Linked DNA regions of Mus musculus: region 1 is linked to region 2. Evidence: chromatin loops called from intact Hi-C (ENCODE). Cell type or tissue: left cerebral cortex. All regions are shown on one strand. Each heading gives the region's core, and the rest is flanking DNA. Links, peaks and the distances in the headings are about the cores only.

Region 1 (9,169 bases), core at 408-8,407, 1.9 Mb after region 2:
GCCAAATGGTTGGTCAGACAGAGCTGCTGGCAAGAGAGGTTCAGATGAGGTCAGGTTCACACCACTGGAAAGGGAAGCAGCGGGACTTGGTGGCTTTTGTAGTCTGCCGTGTTCTACTAGTACCCAGCAGTAGAGGCTGCGTTCTGAGCCGCGAGGCAAAGGACAAAAGCTGAGTGGTTAGAACCACTCAACTTAGAACAAGACCCGTGCTGCCGTGCGCAGCAGTGTGGAGAAGCCTCGGAACGAGGAGAGGGGAAGCGTAGAGTGGTCTGTGGAACTCTCATCTAAAAGGGAGTAGACAAGTAACACAGGACAAAATCCCAAAGGGGAGATGGGAGTCGGGGTGGCGGTGGGGGTCAGCGTGTATAGCCAGCCACAGACAGCAGAAGCCCCTCTACTCGTCCAGCTTGCTTGGTCTCGTGACTTCGAACTCAGACTTGAGTAGTTGCATATGTGAGGTGTCATAAGTTCTGAAAATTGTTTTCAGAGATCACACTGCACAGAACCGACATAAGCAGAGGTCAGAAGTTCTCTCTCCCCTGCTTGGTCCCTATGTAAACACAAGTCCCAGCCATGCGTGTTGCTATGGAGATGTAACCTGTGTCCCCAGCATTGACCTAGCTAGTGTTGGCATGGCGAGAGACTTTTATAAATAACAACGTCTGAGTGAAAACTACATGTGTCACTACTGGGGACACTCTTCAGCAGTCCCTGGAATTCTCTCTCTCTCTCTCTCTCTCTCTCTCTCTCTCTCTCTCTCTCTCTCTCTCTCTCTCTCTCTCTCTCCCTCTCTCCCCTCCCCCTCTCTCTAGGTGTGTCTTTGTAAATACAGCCAGCAGGATGAGATGAGCGATGAACAGCCCTTGCTGCTGAAAGTCATCAGATTTTCTGTCAGTCATCACAGAGAAGCTGGCCTGAGGTGATTCACAGCTGTGGAGCGGCTACCTGATTTTAAGGGTCATCAAATTTTGGTAAATTAGTCTTTCCTGCAGGAAGCTATTACTTGCTGTTCTTGGTTTAAAATAGTCTTGTTTCCCGAGAACATTTGACTTGAGGTAATATAAAAAATATTATACTAAGGTACTCTCTCCCCTGATCTTTTATAGTTCACTTTTGACAACCCAGAAGGAATCCAGAGACTGCAGGAGGAGGCACAGATGCCCGAGTGATGGGATAACCAGGCCAGTGTTACAGAGACCATCAGGAGAGAGACTCCGAGCCTCCTGTGATTTGAGCCACCCCTCTCCAATCAACTGGTTAAAGGGAAAGCTGATGGTTAGAATAGAGAGGACAGGATCAAAGCCATCCAGTTATTTTGGAGGATGGTGACCAGATACCTAGAATTTGGGGGAGGACCCATCTCAAAGGAATCAGCAGGAGACTGTGGGTTAAAAAGATCCAGAGTCGGGTGGAATTCTGTGGCTATCCCTCCTCCTATCCCTCCTCTGCCTCCCGCTCTGCCTCCCCTGCTGAAGAGCCACTCTTTATTCTCAGGCCGACTAAACTGAAGGCCTTCAATCACCAAAAAGAACAAGGACAGTGGCAAGGAGTGTTTCAAAGAGACTGTCCAGATTTCTGGGGGGACAGACATGGGCCTCATCATCGAAGCTAATAAATTCTACCTCCGTGGCCCTATGAAGGATGGTAGTAATGACCCGAAAAAACAATGCTGGTGCACAACGAGGGCCAGGCTCTGTGCCAAACGCTTTAAATGTCAGGTCTCATCTTAAACTCAAATACTATCATTTTCAGCTTTTTTACAGAGAATGATTCTGAGAAGCAGGGAATTGAAGCACTTTGCCTGAAGTCACACACACAGCTAAGTCAGGACCCCCGCCTTGGTTGGCCGTCAGCCCCGGTGTTACACTGCCCCCTGCAGGGTGGTTAGGGAGGAACAACTTAGGACCAGGGTGGCAGCTGAGACGGCAAACCTAAACCTAACGCCTCCTGTGTCCTAACAGGCATCTCAGCTAATTCTTGGTTCCTCTGCGGGGATGTTATGTTCGGGGTACGCTTGAAATAGACGGGGCTTGAAAGGGTTAATGGCTGACCAACCTAGAAGACAGCGTGAGATACTAGCCAGGGCACTGCACGTTCAGCCAGTGGTGGCTGCCTAGGAAGCAAGTTGCTTCTAATCGAGCCTCAGAAAAGGATTCTCACATATGAGATATCAAGGTATCTGAGTAAATATCGGTTCACATGGTAAACAGATGTTTGTTTCAGCCATCTTGGGAACTATGTGTAGAGTCGTTCAGTGACACGGTGACTGTGTAACCATGGCCCATCACCCCCAGTCCGTTCTCTCACTGGTCATGATGGCCACTCTACAAACGCTTCTGCTTTGTGGACACCGTCTTTTGGGCATACCCACCCTGTGGAGTCTGTGTCACCATCTGTTCACACTGACAGTGAGCTGAGCCTCGGGTGGGCTTGCGTTGAACACATGTCAGCTACACGCTAAGGTACCTGTCACTGGCATCTCCATGTTGAAAGCCGGGGTCTTCAAGCTGCACATTCTGCAAGCCTCCTTGTTTGCTTTAAGGCGAGGCAAAAGGCTACTTCTTCCTCTGGGCACATGGGTGTGGGGACCAGGAGAAGCAGATGAGTTTGAAAGTCTCTCCAGTGGAGCCCATACCCTCATCTCACTCCAGCTCCTTGAGCACACCCACATCTTCTTTCTATCACAGCCTAGCAGCCCTGATCAGCCGCTGAATATCATCCCATGTGACTGTCACCTCTGCAGGCTGTCCCAGCTATTAGAGTATCGGCTGGGAGTGTGTGTTCGGTCCACATGGACTATGACACAAACAGTGAGTGCCCTTTACAGCCATAAGATGACAGAGCAGCCTTTGGGACACACTCAGCCCTGTGTGGAGATTACATAGAAAATTTACTCCCAGGCATGACAGTCAATGCTCCTAGACAAAAGGGCTGTCTGTGAACTCGCAGTACTGAGCACGGTATGGTTTGTTAACATGGCAAATCCTGGGAGGATCATTCCACAGAAGAGACCTCTGACAAGGCTGTGAGTGTCTAGTCAGGCTCCACAGGACTATGAAAAGCATCTGCAGGGGTAGGTGTCTAAAGTATTCTAAATAGAAGTCGGGGGACAGTGGCAGCCCCAGAAGAAGGAGACCTGTATGCCCCACTGAAAAGAGGCTACAGGTGTTTGAATCGTCCCTCTTCTTCCATCTTCACATTTGGAAGCCTTATGTGCCAAAGCAGGAAGACACGGGAAGTCTAAATGCCAGCGAAGGGCTCACTTGAGGGTTTTGTTTGGTTCGCTGTAGTTTCTGCTAAGCCTCCGTTGTAAGGTGGGTCTGATCTGATCTGGAAAGCTTTTCTTCTTCTTTACAGTATCAAGCAAGAAGTCAAATGCCAAAGCTGGAAAAGCAGAAGGTGCTGGAGGGCGATGTCTTCCCACACAGCCATCAAAGTTGGCTGCACTTCAGCTGCTGACAGTCTTCTAGAAATACCTTCTAAGACTAACACATCTTCTCCTTTTTACAAAGAAGCTGAAAATCCAGATGGTTTGGGTGAAACATTCTAATTTTTACAACACTATACAGGGCAAACAAAAAATATCCCTGGTCAGAATTTTGTCTGCTGCCTCCAACTAGCAAAACCACGTGACAGAACTCTGCTGTTCTGACTGCGGACGGGAAAGGGGTGGGTGAAGCTCAAGCTTCCGCCATGTCTCCATGGAGAACGGGAGGCCGGTGTTGGGTGATGGAAGATGAAGAAAAGTAGACAGAGAGGCTCTGCTAAGAGTGTGGGAAGTTAGACCACAGTGACATTCTTTCCTGCAGTGCTCTGAGGAAACGGCAGGATCAGGTCCTAAGCACTGCAGAGATGGTGCTGTGGCCCTCTCTCCACTGAAAAGCCAAGGCTGGGTGAAGCACTCCTTGGGCAACAGGAGCCTCTGTGGTGAGGACGCTTTCCCTAGCGGGTACAAGGAGTCTCTTGGGATCCGGAAGCAGGAAATCCATTCTTGGGAAGGAGCAGAGACCTACGAATTGCAGCTTTCCTCCGCCCCAGGAAAAGTCACCCTGCTATACAATTTCAAGTCTATTTTCCTGACAAAGATGTAACATTTGGCACACCTGTGACATCAACCGTGTTCTCAGATGCACCTCCTGGCAGCTCGTTTATGGGGATTTTAATTTTATCACAGGTTTAGTTGTACAACAAAGCATTAGAAGCCCCAAAACAATGACAGGCACAAAATAATGGTGTTTCACCCAGTGGAAAATAGAGGTTCTCTCTCTCCATTCCCCTCCCCATCTCTCTCCAAGTGCTCTCAGCCAAGTCCTCTACTCCCTCACTCTTCTCTTCTCTTCTCTTCTCTTCTCTTCTCTTCTCTTCTCTTCTCTTTTCTTCTCTTCTCTTCTTTCTCTCTCTCTCCCCCCTCTCTCTCTCTCTCTCTCTCTCTCTCTCTCTCTGCTGTTCTCTCAACTCCCCTCCCCATGCCCTGAATCAACTCTATTCTATACTTTAAAAAAAAGAGAAAGGAAGGAGGGAGGGAGGGAGGGAGGGAGGAGAGGAGAGGAGAGGAGAGGAGAGGAGAGGAGAGGAGAGGAGAGGAGAGGAGAGGAGAGGAGAGGAGAGGAGAGGAGAGGAGAGGAGAGGAGAGGAGAGGTTTATAATTTGAAGGAAAAGGATAGAATAACACCTACAGAGCAAGTGTCAGGCTTTCTAAGATGGGAAGGACGATGATGGGCAACCCTCACACATAGTTTTGTTTTTTGTTTTTTGTTTTTTTTTAATGTAACAAATGTTCAACACACTTGGTTATTCAAAGGAATTCATCAACAAAGAGACCCAGCCCTGTGATAAAGTGACTGCTGATTCAGAACAGACAGTGTCTAGACTAAGCTGCCTCTGTGCACAGATGCAGGTCAAACCAGGTCACACCCAGCCCTTGTTCTATGCAGATGCGGACAGTGTGGGAAGAGAGCCCAGGACACCTAAGGGATGAGTCCTTCTTCCCAGCACTGTCTGAGCTCAGTGGGTTGCCGGCTTCCATACATGTCTTGGGGGCAGACCAGACCTGAGACACTGTGTGCTAATGAGTGTGAACTTGAGAATATGTATCAGGCTGTCAATCATTTCTCAAATTTAGGACCACTGCACAGGCTGATAATTAGCCTGAATAAAGCTAAGTTGATGTTTTCAGTTGCTCCAGGCAAGTCAGGCAAGCTACCAAGAATTAGCATCAGTGGCCTGGAGTTAAAAGCCGCATCCGATTCCCCTGCCCTGTGTAATGACAGATCCCGGGCTTTGCTTTTTCCTGGTTCTTTGAGCAGCCGGCCATGGTGGAGCTCATTACTGCAAAAGGAAGAGCAACCTGTATTAATAAAGCCAACTTATTTGGGGGGAATTGACAGGATCCGTGTCGATAAAGTATCTGATTACAGATAAAATGCCAATGTGCAAGGCGGCCCCACCATCCGGTGGACCCTGTGCATGTGCGATCTATCTCACCGTCGGGACCTCCTGGGAGAAAATTAATTCTGCTCCGGACGGAACATCAAACAACAGTGCTGGTCATGTTGTCAGGAAACGGAGCTACTTGTCAGCCGTGAGCAGGACGTTTGACCAGCGTGTTTAGTAGCTGAATATAGAGTCAGTTCAACAGCCAAGGAAATAATGAATGCTCGTAGAAGCACAGGAAGACAATCTCTAAAAGCCACAGTTCCTTGCATGGATTTCTAATATCCCCTCAGTGTTTGCATTCGGATCCCAGCTTGAACAGTGCAGGGGAGGGGTTGCAAAGCTTAATTTCCTACACTGTTTGGCTTCTTTTATTAGCAAATACTTCACATATAACCCATACAAAACCCTAAGTCTGAATGGAAGGAAACGTTAAGAAGGATTCAATGGTGTGGACTCTTGCTAGATTCACGTCTATCAGTGTAAACTAAATAAAATTGGGCCTATTTTATTTCCCCGTTTTTTTGTTTTTTTTTTTTTTACCCAGCCAGCAAGAAGTTCACTGGAATTAACAGCTCTCTCAAAGCCCGTGCCGGCCAAAAGGTGTGCCTGCAGCACCACACACATCCGCAGCCTAAGTCCACTTATTCCTTAAATAGAAACTGAAAGACACAGTAAAACTTACAAGTCTGTGCATATATTGAAATAACCTTAGATTACAGACCACTGCTGGTGCACAGTACACACTTTAATTTCAATTTTCTCAGTGAATATTTACCAGGTTTACTCAAGGCAAGGCTGTCTTCCAAATCTGGAGTGACCCTGCAGTAGATGGGCCTCATTTGCCTGTACCTGAAAGGCCTAAGAGGTGTTTCATCTGATGAAACATCACTGAACGTCTTCAAGAGGATCTTTTCACTGGGAATCTGTGGGTCCACTGGTCCTAGGATTCTTAAACACACTAAGTCTAACAGCCCCCTCTTCTGCAATGACCTCTGAGCCTTAGATTTGGGGGTGTTTTGAAGAAGTAGCCATGGGACTAGGCTCTCGATTTTTATGTGAAGTGCTTAGTACCGCCTGTGTAACATGATTGGCGAGCTAGGCAAGGTGCCCTCGCTCTTCTCTACAAAAGCAAAGTGAAAGCTGTCAGAATCAAACAGATGCCTCTCCCGACCCTGACAACACAGAGTGGATGAACCCCGGAGGCTGTGCAGGAAAGGATCTAAGGCATGGCTGCCTGCCGGAAACCATCAGGAAAGACTCTGCCAGGACTACTCTCCCCACATAGAAGCCACCACAGCCTTCACAAACAGTACCACTCTGGGGACACCTGCCCAGGAGCTAGCAGTTCCCCTTCTGCCGGAGGTGTCCTGCTGCTAACCCCTTCAGCCAGGGTGATTGCTTCATAACATCTGGTAGATCCTCTTTAGTTTTGTCTTTTTAAAATCTTCCCTTCCTACTGGAGGTGCACGGTTGGTAGAGAAGTTGTCCTTGCTTGCAGCCCTAAGTTAAGTCAGGAAACCGGACTATGGAGATACAACCAGAGACCCACAGTTGAGAGGTAGAGTCAGAGAGATGAGAAGTTCAGGGTCATCTCGGTTACATAGTGAGCTTTAGGCCAGCCTGGGCTACATCAAACCCTGCCTCCCCCAAAAGAAAAAGGGGTGAGGGAAAGAACGAGTTAAGGAGACAGAAGGATGATGTAGGGGAGTAATGGATGGGAGCAAAGAAGTAGAAAAGACAACTACAAAACAATGTATCCTGGCCTCAACAATTTGAATGTGCCCACAGTTCACTGTGACACATGAAACTCCCGTTGGGTGTTTTCCCCAAATAAGTATTGCTATTCTTTGCGTAATCTGTTTTTATCTGTGTTGCTATGTCTAATATTATCTCATGCTAATGAAGTATTTTAAGAACAAAGCTGGCTTAAAGGCGCTGTCTCTCATGATACCCTTTGCTGAAGGACTCATGTTCAAATGTAGACAAACTTCGAGCAGAGCACATCCAGCCCTGGCCACACAGGCAGCGCCCGCAGGCAGGCATGCCCTGCACCGTTAGCTGTCAGGACAACTTCTGCTTCACTTCCCTGAGCTGCGGGGACTGTGAGCCCCATCACTTTCTCTCCTCGAGAATTATCCCCCCCCCCACCCATATCTCATGCATCAAAGACTATCTGTCAACCCAGGCCACTCCTTTTTTACTTGCTTCTCTGTCTTCACTGGTTCTCAGTTTGTGAAAGTGTCACCGGGTCGCGTTCACAGTGATGTGTGGTGGAACGTTTTTTGCCCGGGTTCTAGTTTTCGGAACTTGCGCCAGCTGGCAAAGAAGGCGCACTGCGTTCAGAGCCTTGCTTATCCCCTCAGTGTTCCAGCTCAGTCACAAACGGGGGTCTGCGTTTTGCTTGCGAGGAGCTGCTTGTGTGGTGTGTGGCTGTAGCTGCTATGGTGCCATTACCGTCCCGAAGTGTTGATTTCACGACTCACATTTCGCCCCTGTTCCTAACTTGATGCCCTAGCTTATATTTTCATTTCACTCCAATCATTTTTTAAAGTTGAGGTCTTCCATTTTACTTTAGCAAATTTCGGTTGGAACGCTGCGATCGAAAAAAGAAAACGCTTATAGAAAAGCTGAAGGTTAAATCAGCTTTCTTCTGTAAACAGTGCCTAAATTATCATCTCCTCCCTTAACAGCCCAATTAGTGAGTTACAACAAAAATCACAAAGCTGGGGAGATTTAAAACGTGAGGCTAGTGCGCCACCTGCTGGTAATAAATAAAGATTTTTTTTTTTTTTTTTTTTTTTGTTAGCAAGCCACAAAAGCTACACCAGACCATGTCACCCTCCTTTAAACCTGTCTTTCATGAATATCTGGTTTGATTCAGACCCTGAAATGGCACCGAAATACTTGAGAGTGGCCACTCCTCATCCTTACATTCAAGAGTCATCGCTTCGCCCCGGGCTACCTTGCCAGCAGAGTCTTGCCCAACATCCGCAAGGGCCCACACGGGACTCCCCACGGGATCCTAAGACCTCTGGTGAGTGGAACACAGCGCCTGCCCCAATCCAATCGTGCGGAACTTGAGACTGCGGTACATAGGGAAGCAGGCTACCCGGGCCTGATCTGGGGCACAAGTCCCTTCCGCTCGACTCGAGCCCCGGGCTTCCTTGCCAGCAGAGTCTTGCCCAACACCCGCAAGGGCCCACACAGGACTCCCCACGGGACCCTAAGACCTCCGGTGAGTGGAACACAGCGCCTGCCCCAATCCAATCGCGCGGAACTTGAGACTGCAGTACATAGGGAAGCAGGCTACCCGGGCTTGATCTGGGGCACAAACCCCTTCCACTCCACTCGAGCCCCGGCTACCTTGCCAGCTGAGTCGCCTGACACCCGCAAGGGCCCACACAGGATTCCACACGTGATCCTAAGACCTCTAGTGAGTGGGACACAACTTCTGCCAGGAGTCTGGTTCGAACACCAGATATCTGGGTACCTGCCTTGCAAGAAGAGAGCTTGCCTGCAGAGAATACTCTGCCCACTGAAACTAAGGAGAGTGCTACCCTCCAGGTCTGCTCATAGAGGCTAACAGAGTCACCTGAAGAACAAGCTCTTAACAGTGACAACTAAAACAGCTAGCTTCAGAGATTACCAGATGGCGAAAGGCAAACGTAAGAATCCTACTAACAGAAATCAAGACCACTCACCATCATCAAAACGCAGCACTCCCACCCCACCT
Region 2 (9,169 bases), core at 534-8,533:
AATGAGATGCTTTAAGGATTGTGCTGTAATAATAATAAAAAAGACAGTAGATTGTCATATCGACCTGGTAAGTGCTTTCTTAGGGATTCAATTCACACACTTTGATAAGGATGGGCCACATGTTTGTGGGGTATAGTTTTGTTTTTCTAGTGAGTTACAGGATAGCATCAGCAATAAATTGAATATATATATCCTGATGGATTTACTTCCAGTGAAAGGGTGTCCCCTGAGCTGGCCACCATCTGCTCTTCCCCAAGCCCACCTGTATCAGCCCATGAGCAAAGTCAATACCTGAGGCTGAGGAAGTCACAGGAAACTGAAAGCAATGGTCAAGTTTTTAATGAACATGCAATCTTCTATAAATAAATGATAAAATTGTCCCTAGATCTTGGGGGATCAAAAAGTTCAATAATTAGAGAATTTCTATAGGATTGTAAAATTGATGTAAAAGAATAAAGCAGATAGAATTTGCTTCCAGTGACAAAGACGATATTTAAAATATAGACAATATCACTGGGAAGTTTCGAGAGTCGAGAGTTCTCTAAAATGCTACAAAGCTCGAGGTTCGTCATACAAGGATGAGGTCTGAAGCCTGTAAGCAAGCAAGAAGCACACCAAACTCAGCACTGTAAGAATGCTCCCCACAAGCCTGGAGATCTACACTGTCAGAGTGAAGGTCTCCTGGAAGCAGAGCAGGCTCCCGATAGATACTTCCGTTGACCGTAACACTTATTAAACTGCTCATTACGAAGGGGATTGCCAAGATTTATCACCACAATGTGAGTGAGAGATCAAATCCTTCAGGCTGAAAACGGTAATGCTTGCCATATTTTAGCCATTTGCTACTGCAAACACACGCACATTTCAGTTTCTGTAACTGAGCTTGCCTCCAAAGCTGATGATCAAACTTACAAAGAAACTAAGAACATGAGTAAAAAGGTATTCAATTCTCAGCTGCTCCATGATAAAGCACGCCTCACCCTTGTCCAAAATGAAAAGTTATTCTTCTATACTGTAGCAGAAATGCATTACTTTTGTGTTCTCCGACACTTAACAAGAATAATATATTCTTAAAATAAGGTATTAGCATATATTAAAATTGTCCTGTGTAATTGGCCTCAAAAACAATTAAAAAGCTTTAAGTCATGCCTGAAACCTACATCCTTAAATTTAAAACGTTGCCTGTTTCAACCATAAATAAGCATTCTTCCCCACCTTAGACATGCATGTATTATACTGGCTCCCTGTAATCTGTACTCAAAAGCAAACTACCACCCAGTGGAGAGAGTGAAGATCTTCCAGGGATATTGGCAAAGCAAGCCAGGTTTTTTTTTTTGGGGGGGGGAGGCAGGGGGACAGTGTAGGTGGGTCTATGGGAAGTGAAGAGCAAGGCAGGGCAGGGAGCCCTGTTTAGCGCTAAGCTTGACTGGTCATCAATTTATATCCAATGGGAAAGGAAATCTTCCCCTGGGCATACTTGGTAGTGTGGCTTCTGAGGAAAACAGGCTAGGGAGACCTTTCACCGACAAACACTCTGTTCATGCTCAGCTCAGTGAAAATAGGGGAAGACAAGAGGCAAAACTACAGACAGAAGAGAAAGGGAAGTGTGTGTTGGGGGTTGGGGGGTGCACGTGTGGAGTGAGTGTGGAGTGTGCATCCTTTAAACACTGGGGGGGGGGGTTCTGAGTGTGAATCATTTCTCACAGGAGGGAAGTGCCAGTGTATGAGAGGATGGGAGAGCTGAGAGGGAGTGTGCTCATAAAATCGAGATTTATGGGATCTGAATATGGTACTGGACCTTGAGTGTGGGTGTGACAGAAAAGTGCATGGGAGGCAAAGCTGGAGACAGATGATGGTCTGGGAGGGGAAGACAAGGGCTATGGTGAGGACCGGAAATTAGTGGAAAGGGAAATCTGGAAAAACAGGGAGAATAAGGAATGACAGGAACTAAGGTGTGAGGGAAACACTGGGAACACTATAGCATAGGAGTAAACCAGAGACTGGAGGCAATAGGGGTGACTGAAGAGGGAGTTGGAGAAATGGGATAGGGGACAGAGGAAGAGGGAAACACAGAAGGAAAGCAGCTACAGGAGGGGGAAAAAAGCTGAATGGAATATTTGGATCTTACTGTTCAAGTGAGAGGGAAAATAAATGGAGCACAGAGCCAGCAGTTGAGAAAAGTCGCTTACGGAGTGAAGCAGAAACAAGCCCTGTAAACTTGTCAGACTCCTGGAGTACCGCTGGCAGCAGAGCGGAGACCTGGCTCCAAAGTGGCACCTGCCCCTCCTTCAAGCCCCACACTTCCTAAGCCCGGGCTGCTTGGAAAGCGCTTTTCCCTCTCTCCCTAATCCAGCCAGACCCCTGCCCCGGGGTCCGAGAAGCCCAGGAAGGGTCATGCGTGGCTAGCCTGAGGTGTGGTGTTTTTGCTCGTGAGCAACAGCAGGATTCACTCTGGGTGTAAAGCAAGGTGCAGAGAGGGAAAGGGACGGAAAGACAGACTGAGGCAAGTGTAGAGAGGGCGCGCGGTCCCTACCTGAGCACCGCTGTGTCACCTTTCCTCACCAGCATGTTGTCCACGGCCGCCCAAGGGAAGTCCACGCTCTGCCCGGCCGGGAGGCAAGAGCACAGGCTCAGAAGCACCGCCGCCAGCCACTGGTTCGAGCAACAAGCGCCCTGCGCCAGGAGCACCATGTCCGTGCCTGCCAGGCTGCTCGCTCTCCGGCAGCGTCGGCTCCCACCCCCTGCTGCTGGCGAGGCTGCCCGATAACCAGGCGGCGCGCCACACGAGATTTTTTTTCCTCTTTTCCTTTTTCTGAGTGGGTGGGTGGGTTTCTTCTCTTTCTCGCCCCCTCCCTAGTTGTCGGGCGTAGTTTCCCTCTTTCCCCGGCCTCGCCTCCTTTCTGCTCCTCTGCAGCTTGCCTTCCCTCCCTCCCCTCCCGCCCCCTGGCACCGCGCTCCACCTCCTTCGGGGCGCCCGGCCGCGTCCGGAGCGTGGCTAATCCCTGGCGGCCGCACACCGTCCTGCGAGGCTGCGAGCAGAGCGCGGGAGGCGGCGCAGGCAGCGCGGGGCGCAGCAGCGGCCGGCGGCCCCCGGGCTCGCGCGCGTTGCCAAGCGGCCGTTTCCGTAGCAACCCCGCCCAGGGATGGAGGACCAGGCAGGGAGGGGGGCCGGAGAAGCGAAAGAGATAGATCAAAAAGAGGAAAGAAGAGGGACTGGGAAGCTAGGGCGACTGAGGATACGCCGAGGTCTAGTCCGGCTTGGCAGCGCGAACTAGAGAGCTTTGCGAGCCGCGGGGCTGGGAAGTCAGGGCATAAGGGCCAGGCCTGCCCTCTGGTGCTTTCGGCTCCTCGGGCCCCCGACTTTAAAGTGCTCAAGTTGGGGTCGGCGCCATCATGACGCCTGAGACTGAGTGAGTTGGCTTTTTTTGTTGTTGTCTTGTATTTTTTTTTTAATCCTGACTAGCTAATAGCGCTGTTAATAAACTGCCAGTTAGCTCTCTCTTCTCTCTCTTCCTCTCCTCTCCTCTCCTCTCCTCTCCTCTCCCCTCCCCTCCCCTCCCCTCCCCTCCCCTCCCCTCCCCTCCCCTCTCCTCTCCTCTCCTCTCCTCTCCTCTCCTCTCCTCTCCTCTCCTCTCCTCTCTTCTCTCCCCTTCCTGTTTCCTTCCCTCCGTTCCTTATTTTTCCTTTAGTGGGGGTATTTCTTTTCACCCTCTCTTGGAGATAAGCAGGGATTGTGGCGGCGCTGCTGCTTTACGGGGACAGTATAGTGATTCGGGCATGCCGACCGAAAGCTAGTGCGTGTGTGAGTCCGCCTGTGCGTACTGGAGAACGCCTGCCCTTCTCTGTGCGTCTTGATACTAACTTGCGCATGAGTGTGTGTGCGCGTGTGGTGTCAGCACAGAGTGTCCACTTGTGAGAGGGAGATGGAGTGTGCAGGGCGCGTGCTGGGCCCGGGAGCGCGCGACACGCAGGCGCAACGGGAGGGATGGGCGGGCCTTACTGGGATGCAGAGTTGGAGGAGGCTGCAATCAGTGTTTTAATTGTGTGGAGCTAGGCGGTCCTGTTATGTAAGAGGCAGTTTAACCCATTTGAGCCTACTGGGCGGAAGGCTTGCGCATTCGGTTGAAGCCAAGGCATTCCTCGGCTTTAAAGAGTCCCAGTTGTATTTTTTTTTTTCACCGCCTCCCAGTTGGGGTGGACCTGCATCCTTTGAGCAGTAACCTCAACCCCTCAAGGGGCAAGCAGTGTCCCGCGGATCTGCTAGCCTACGCCCAGGTCAGGGCAAAACAGGGTACAAGGCACGGGGGTCACCCCATAGTCCACTCTTCCCCCCCCCCCACCCCCTTTCTGGCACTCATTTTCAACCCTAAGATCCTAGAGGTCTTCCAGGCGATTTGCAAATCAATGAGAGAATCTGAATCCAGAACAGCGATTCCAGTGCCCATGAGGAGTTTGGGAAGCTGGTGGTTAGAAATAACTTACCCTCACCACTTGGTTTCCCCCACCTTCCGCCTGTAGCGGTATTTACAAAACACATTCGTCTTTCACTGGTGCTCATTTGAACTCCTTTATTTATTTATTTATTTATTTATTTATTTATTTATTTTATTCTTTTATTTTTTTCTGAACGCCAGCAGGGCCCCGCGGCAGAGCGCACTGAAGCAAGGATCTCTGCAGGGGTCAGCATCCGGCTTCCTCCCCAGACTGAGCTCTTGATGAGGCAGGCAGGAGTCATAGATGTTGGTGGTACCCAAGGTGGCTTTTTATTTTTTATTTTTATTTATCACGTTGTCTAAGGATAGATGGGGTAGGGCCAGCAATTCACATCACCCGGGACCACCCAGACTGACTATCCAGGAGCCTCTAAGCAACATCACCACCCTGCAGAAGATTCCCTGCGAGGCTCAGCAATTAACGGAGAGGTTTGCAGCAGGAGCTACTGATGTGATTAGTATTCAGGCTTAATTCTCAGAACCCGCTCGGGAATTGAAAGTGCGGTAGTATTCAGCCGCATTTCGAAACATCAATAAAATGTTAGTCATTTGCGGATGAATGAAAACATTTTTCTTTACCGTCTGCTGTGCTAGGGAAATTATTGTCAAATGGCAGCCTCCCACTAATATTGATGCCAGATACCTAAAGCTCTCCTCTTGTGTACTTCATTTAACATTCTTGGCAGTGCACTCTGGATAAAGCTTAAAATTATCTAGGACAAACGAGGTATTAGAAGGCTTGACTTCCCACTACGTGGCCAACTAGTTCCATGCGGTATTATTTCGCTATCGATAAACTAGACGCCAATGAAAAGAGGCAGAAGCCTCAGTTTCTGGCATTGAGCCAAAGTTTAAGGATATTGTATGCAGGGATGGAAGAGCCAGCGCCTTCAGAGTACAAGCCACTGAAAGACATCCTTTCCTAACTGCTTTCCCCAGAGACTAACTAACATCTTCAGCAGTGGTAGTGGGGGGTGTTGGATAGGATGGGGGGATTCTGTGGCCAGGGAGTGAGCTCTACAGCAATTTTAATATGTACAACAACCCTTCAGGCTCCTAGACCGAAACTGGAGCCACTTCTATTTAAAGGCAATGAGTTTCCTTTCCTCTTTCTGGTTTCTATCTGGGCTTCTAGTCGATGATCAGAAAATACTTAACTCTTACAGAACCAATGTAAGCAAAAGAGAAGCCAAGGTGATAAATGTTGCGATCTTAGAGTTTATTTGTAAGTATGTCACAATTAAGGAATGCATGTCAGGCAGTTGCTCTAGCCCAGTGCTTTTATGCTGCCCTCTGATTAAACAGGGAAATGGGAAATAAGTTTATCCTCATGTTATTGCAGGCTTACCATTTGACCCTTCTGAGGGTTCACATCTGAGGGTATTTTTCAGGTTTCCTAGCATTTGCTTCTGAGGCCTCTGAATTCTTCCCAGTAGAGATATAAACTCTGGAATTCTTTGCTCCTGTTGAGGAAACTATAGAGTAAAACCATGTAAGAAAATGAAAATGGTAGAAAACCCTACCTGTAGAATAGAAGGCCACACTGTCTTCAAATGGATGGTGACTACCTGAGAGGATGTCATGGGATGGTACCCAGGTCAGATATCATGGGGTGTCTTACTTTGTAAGCATGCATTTCGCTGTTTCTAAACCTCAAGTTCCTCCATATAAAGAATTGAAAGTACCAATATGGAGTTGATGTGGAACAGCCATGTAGAGCCAAGTAGTGATGGTAGATACTTGTCCATCGGTTTACACTGATTTTTCCTCTTACCTATGGCCTATGTTTTTAAACACTCCGTGGTATATTGGAAAGGAGACTGTTATGTCTTTAGAATTTTCATTTAAGGTTTGGTGGTGCAAATGAGATCGATATTATGAAAATATAGGGCAGAAAAATCTTAGGCAGGACAGGACCTAGCATCCACTTGAAAGCCCTGAGAGTAAGAGTATATTGTAGTTCTTGAAGGCATCAGTCAGAGCACTGTCCAACCAGGCTAAGGGTCTCTCACTTGCACAGTGATTCATTTTGAGTTAAATAGGCTTAAGTTTGATGGATTTTCAAGTCATTGTGAAACATTAAAAACAAACCAACAGAACCACCACCCTTAGGGAATTATTAGAGATTCTCAGCCTAGCCCCCTTAAAAATTTGGAAACAGGCAACTAGGATTGCTTTGGTAAATGCTCACTCAGTAGCACTGCAACCTCAGTAGGTAAAAGTTAACAGCACCAGGACTTAGCCACTGTGCTATTATTCACTGACATTGCTAAATATCCTGCCTCACAGAAGCAAACCATTGCAAGTTAAGAACTGACCATTCAGTCAGAGGTCATAAGTATAGACATTTGTGTATGAACCCCCTGCCCCCCCACACACACGCACTTGAGAGTGCGCACACACACTGATGAGGCAGTGCTGTGGCCCACACCCATACTGCCTTGAAGTTTACAGAGACAGAAGTACTCCTCATCTAGCAGATTCTTGGCCCTGATTCCTTGAGGAGATCCAGTTAGATGAATGGAAGGGGGGTAATAATTAGCCCCAACTGAACTCCTTATCATGTCCCTCGTGTACTGTGCTGTGGCCATACACTGTGGCCAGCTCTTCTTAGTGTGTGCTATGTGTGCTTTCCCCACGTGTGGTTCTTTGCTAATGGCTATGGTGAAGGAGGTGAAGGGGAGGGACCTCTTAGATTTAGATCAGAGTTAAAATGACAAGTCTCAGCTTTAAGTAATTAACTGCCTTCCAGGAAGAGGTGCCTCTGTGCCCGTCTTTCTTACATTAGACCTACAGGGTAGGCAGACTGAGAAATGAATATCAAATAAAAGGGAGGGGAGTTATTGGCTAGTGGTGGTGTCATTCCATCTAAGCAGTGAGTCACAGCAGCACAGAGGTCTCTGAGCTGCTAGGGTGGGTGGGGATGGTGCCCAAGTTGTTCCCCAAAGTTCCCCACATTCCAGAGAGATGCCACAAATGTAATCTAAGAACTTCAACTGGGAATCATCTAAGTATGAGAGAAAAAACATTCTCAAACACTAAAATCTTTATTCTTTTTTGCTTGTAAGATGAGAGATTTAACTACATTTCATTGCATATTTTCATGGGTTATAAGCAATAACTTTCATGTAATAATCTTAATGATCCTTTTCACTTTCAAAAGTTTGTAGGAGCATCTGGTATATGAATTAAAACAGAAACATCAAATTTGATGTTTTCAATTATATGGTGAAAAACTAATAATGTTATATTCCCAAATAAGTATACCATTTTATTGTTCTATTTCATAATTTGTCAAAAGTTCTTACTCAATATAAACATGTTTATTTTGTGCATTTACTGTCTTTATAACTACCTCCTTCTTCCTTTGTTCTTTGACACTTTCTCTGTCTTTCGTGTCTGTGAAAGAGGGCTGCTTACTTTGTAAACTTACGGCATTTTGACTGGAATTGGCAGCTTTCATTTGGAATAATTATTACTCCTAATTTTGTAAAAGAGAAACATGAAAACCATCGATAATTAAATAGGTTAAAAAGTCAAAAGGAATTCTAGAAACCTCTGAACTGTTGTAACTCTTGCTGTGTGGATTATGATGCTCATAAAAAAGTGAAGACTAGAGGAAAGTGCCCATGTCTGAAATTTAACAAACTATATGAAAACCTTTCAGAATTTACAATAGCCTACCAGATTTGTTACACTGTTTTCTTTTGTTCTGAAAACAATCACTTTAAGAAACATACTAAAGGAAACTTTAATAAAGCATTGGGCTGTGTATACACTTCTATACATATTGTAGAGAGAGTCACCTGCTCCCAAACACCCCCCAAGAACTCTATCTGTATCACCTCCATTAGTTTACTCAAAATAGCAGAGTTCCTCAGCTCCTGGTCCTGAGGGTGTTCATTCTGCTGCCAGCATCTTTGCTGTTTCCTCTTCTACAGCATCCAGGTCTCCAGCCTGTGGATCTTTCCACCAGCCTTCAGGCTGAGTCTTTTCCCATCAGCTGATCCTCTCTAAAAAACTCGGGGACACAATCCTCAGTCTCTCATGATCCTATACCAAGTCAGTTGGCAACAAGACTAAAATATCACTGCTAATAAATACTGGGCATGGTAACCAAGTTGGGGCCCGGATACCTTCTCATTTAAAGTCATAAGCCTATCCCCATGAAGAGAGTTATGGTGTAGTGTGTACATTAAATGATGTAATAATACAGGGTCTGGAAAACAAAGCTAAACAAATACACCAGGGTACGTTTCAACAATGGTGCACGAAAGTTCAACAGATAGTGCTCAGATCATCGAATATCAGTTGACCTTTATCTGACAGTGTACTAAAATAAAATAAACTCAAATAGATGAAATATCTAAAGACAGGATCGGAACCCATCTTTGTTCCTTGGTACTCACTTTGAAGACGATTGAGATATCACATCAAAGTCCTGGGACAAAAATCAACGGTACATATTATGTCAGTCTAAATACCTTTCAAAACCAAAAGGCGTGGAAATAGTAAAGGAGCCTACAGAATAAGGAAAGCATTTCCAGGTTGCATATTTGATGGTGGAGTGATATTCAAAATTTATAAAGAGCGTGTATTGGCTGGTTTTGTGTGTCAACTTGACACAGGCTGGAGTTATCACAGAGAAAGGAGCTTCAGTTGGGGAAATGCCTCCA

The links. Hi-C counts contacts between places; a loop is a spot of excess contacts. Peaks named below come from ENCODE experiments on the same cell type or tissue, not always from the same donor. Only the 100,000 strongest peaks of a DNase experiment are listed, where the experiment ranks them.
Region 1: it touches region 2 in a loop (19-fold over the local background); 6 of 42 quality-filtered maps call a loop at or near these places.

The regions. Positions count from the first base shown.
Region 1 is chr3:154,645,921-154,655,089 of GRCm38, reverse strand. No RefSeq gene overlaps it. Among named protein-coding and RNA genes, the nearest start is that of Tyw3, 53 kb to the right of the region's middle. In left cerebral cortex, for the core only: CTCF peaks have their summits at 1,878 (motif pointing left) and 8,185 (motif pointing left); DNase peaks (open chromatin) are centred at 3,518, 7,822, 7,897, 8,105 and 2 more places; H3K4me3 peaks cover 833 bases; H3K27ac peaks cover 1,603 bases.
Region 2 is chr3:156,555,717-156,564,885 of GRCm38, reverse strand. It overlaps Negr1 (neuronal growth regulator 1), which reads right to left and starts at 3,092. Exons shown (of 7, transcript NM_001039094.3): 1 at 2,534-3,092. The coding sequence starts at 2,691. 4930570G19Rik (RIKEN cDNA 4930570G19 gene) reads left to right here and starts at 3,199. Exons shown (of 4, transcript NR_040399.1): 1 at 3,199-3,410. In left cerebral cortex, for the core only: CTCF peaks have their summits at 757, 1,270 and 2,876; DNase peaks (open chromatin) are centred at 4,528, 4,731, 4,888, 5,277 and 7 more places; H3K4me3 peaks cover 5,349 bases; H3K27ac peaks cover 4,842 bases.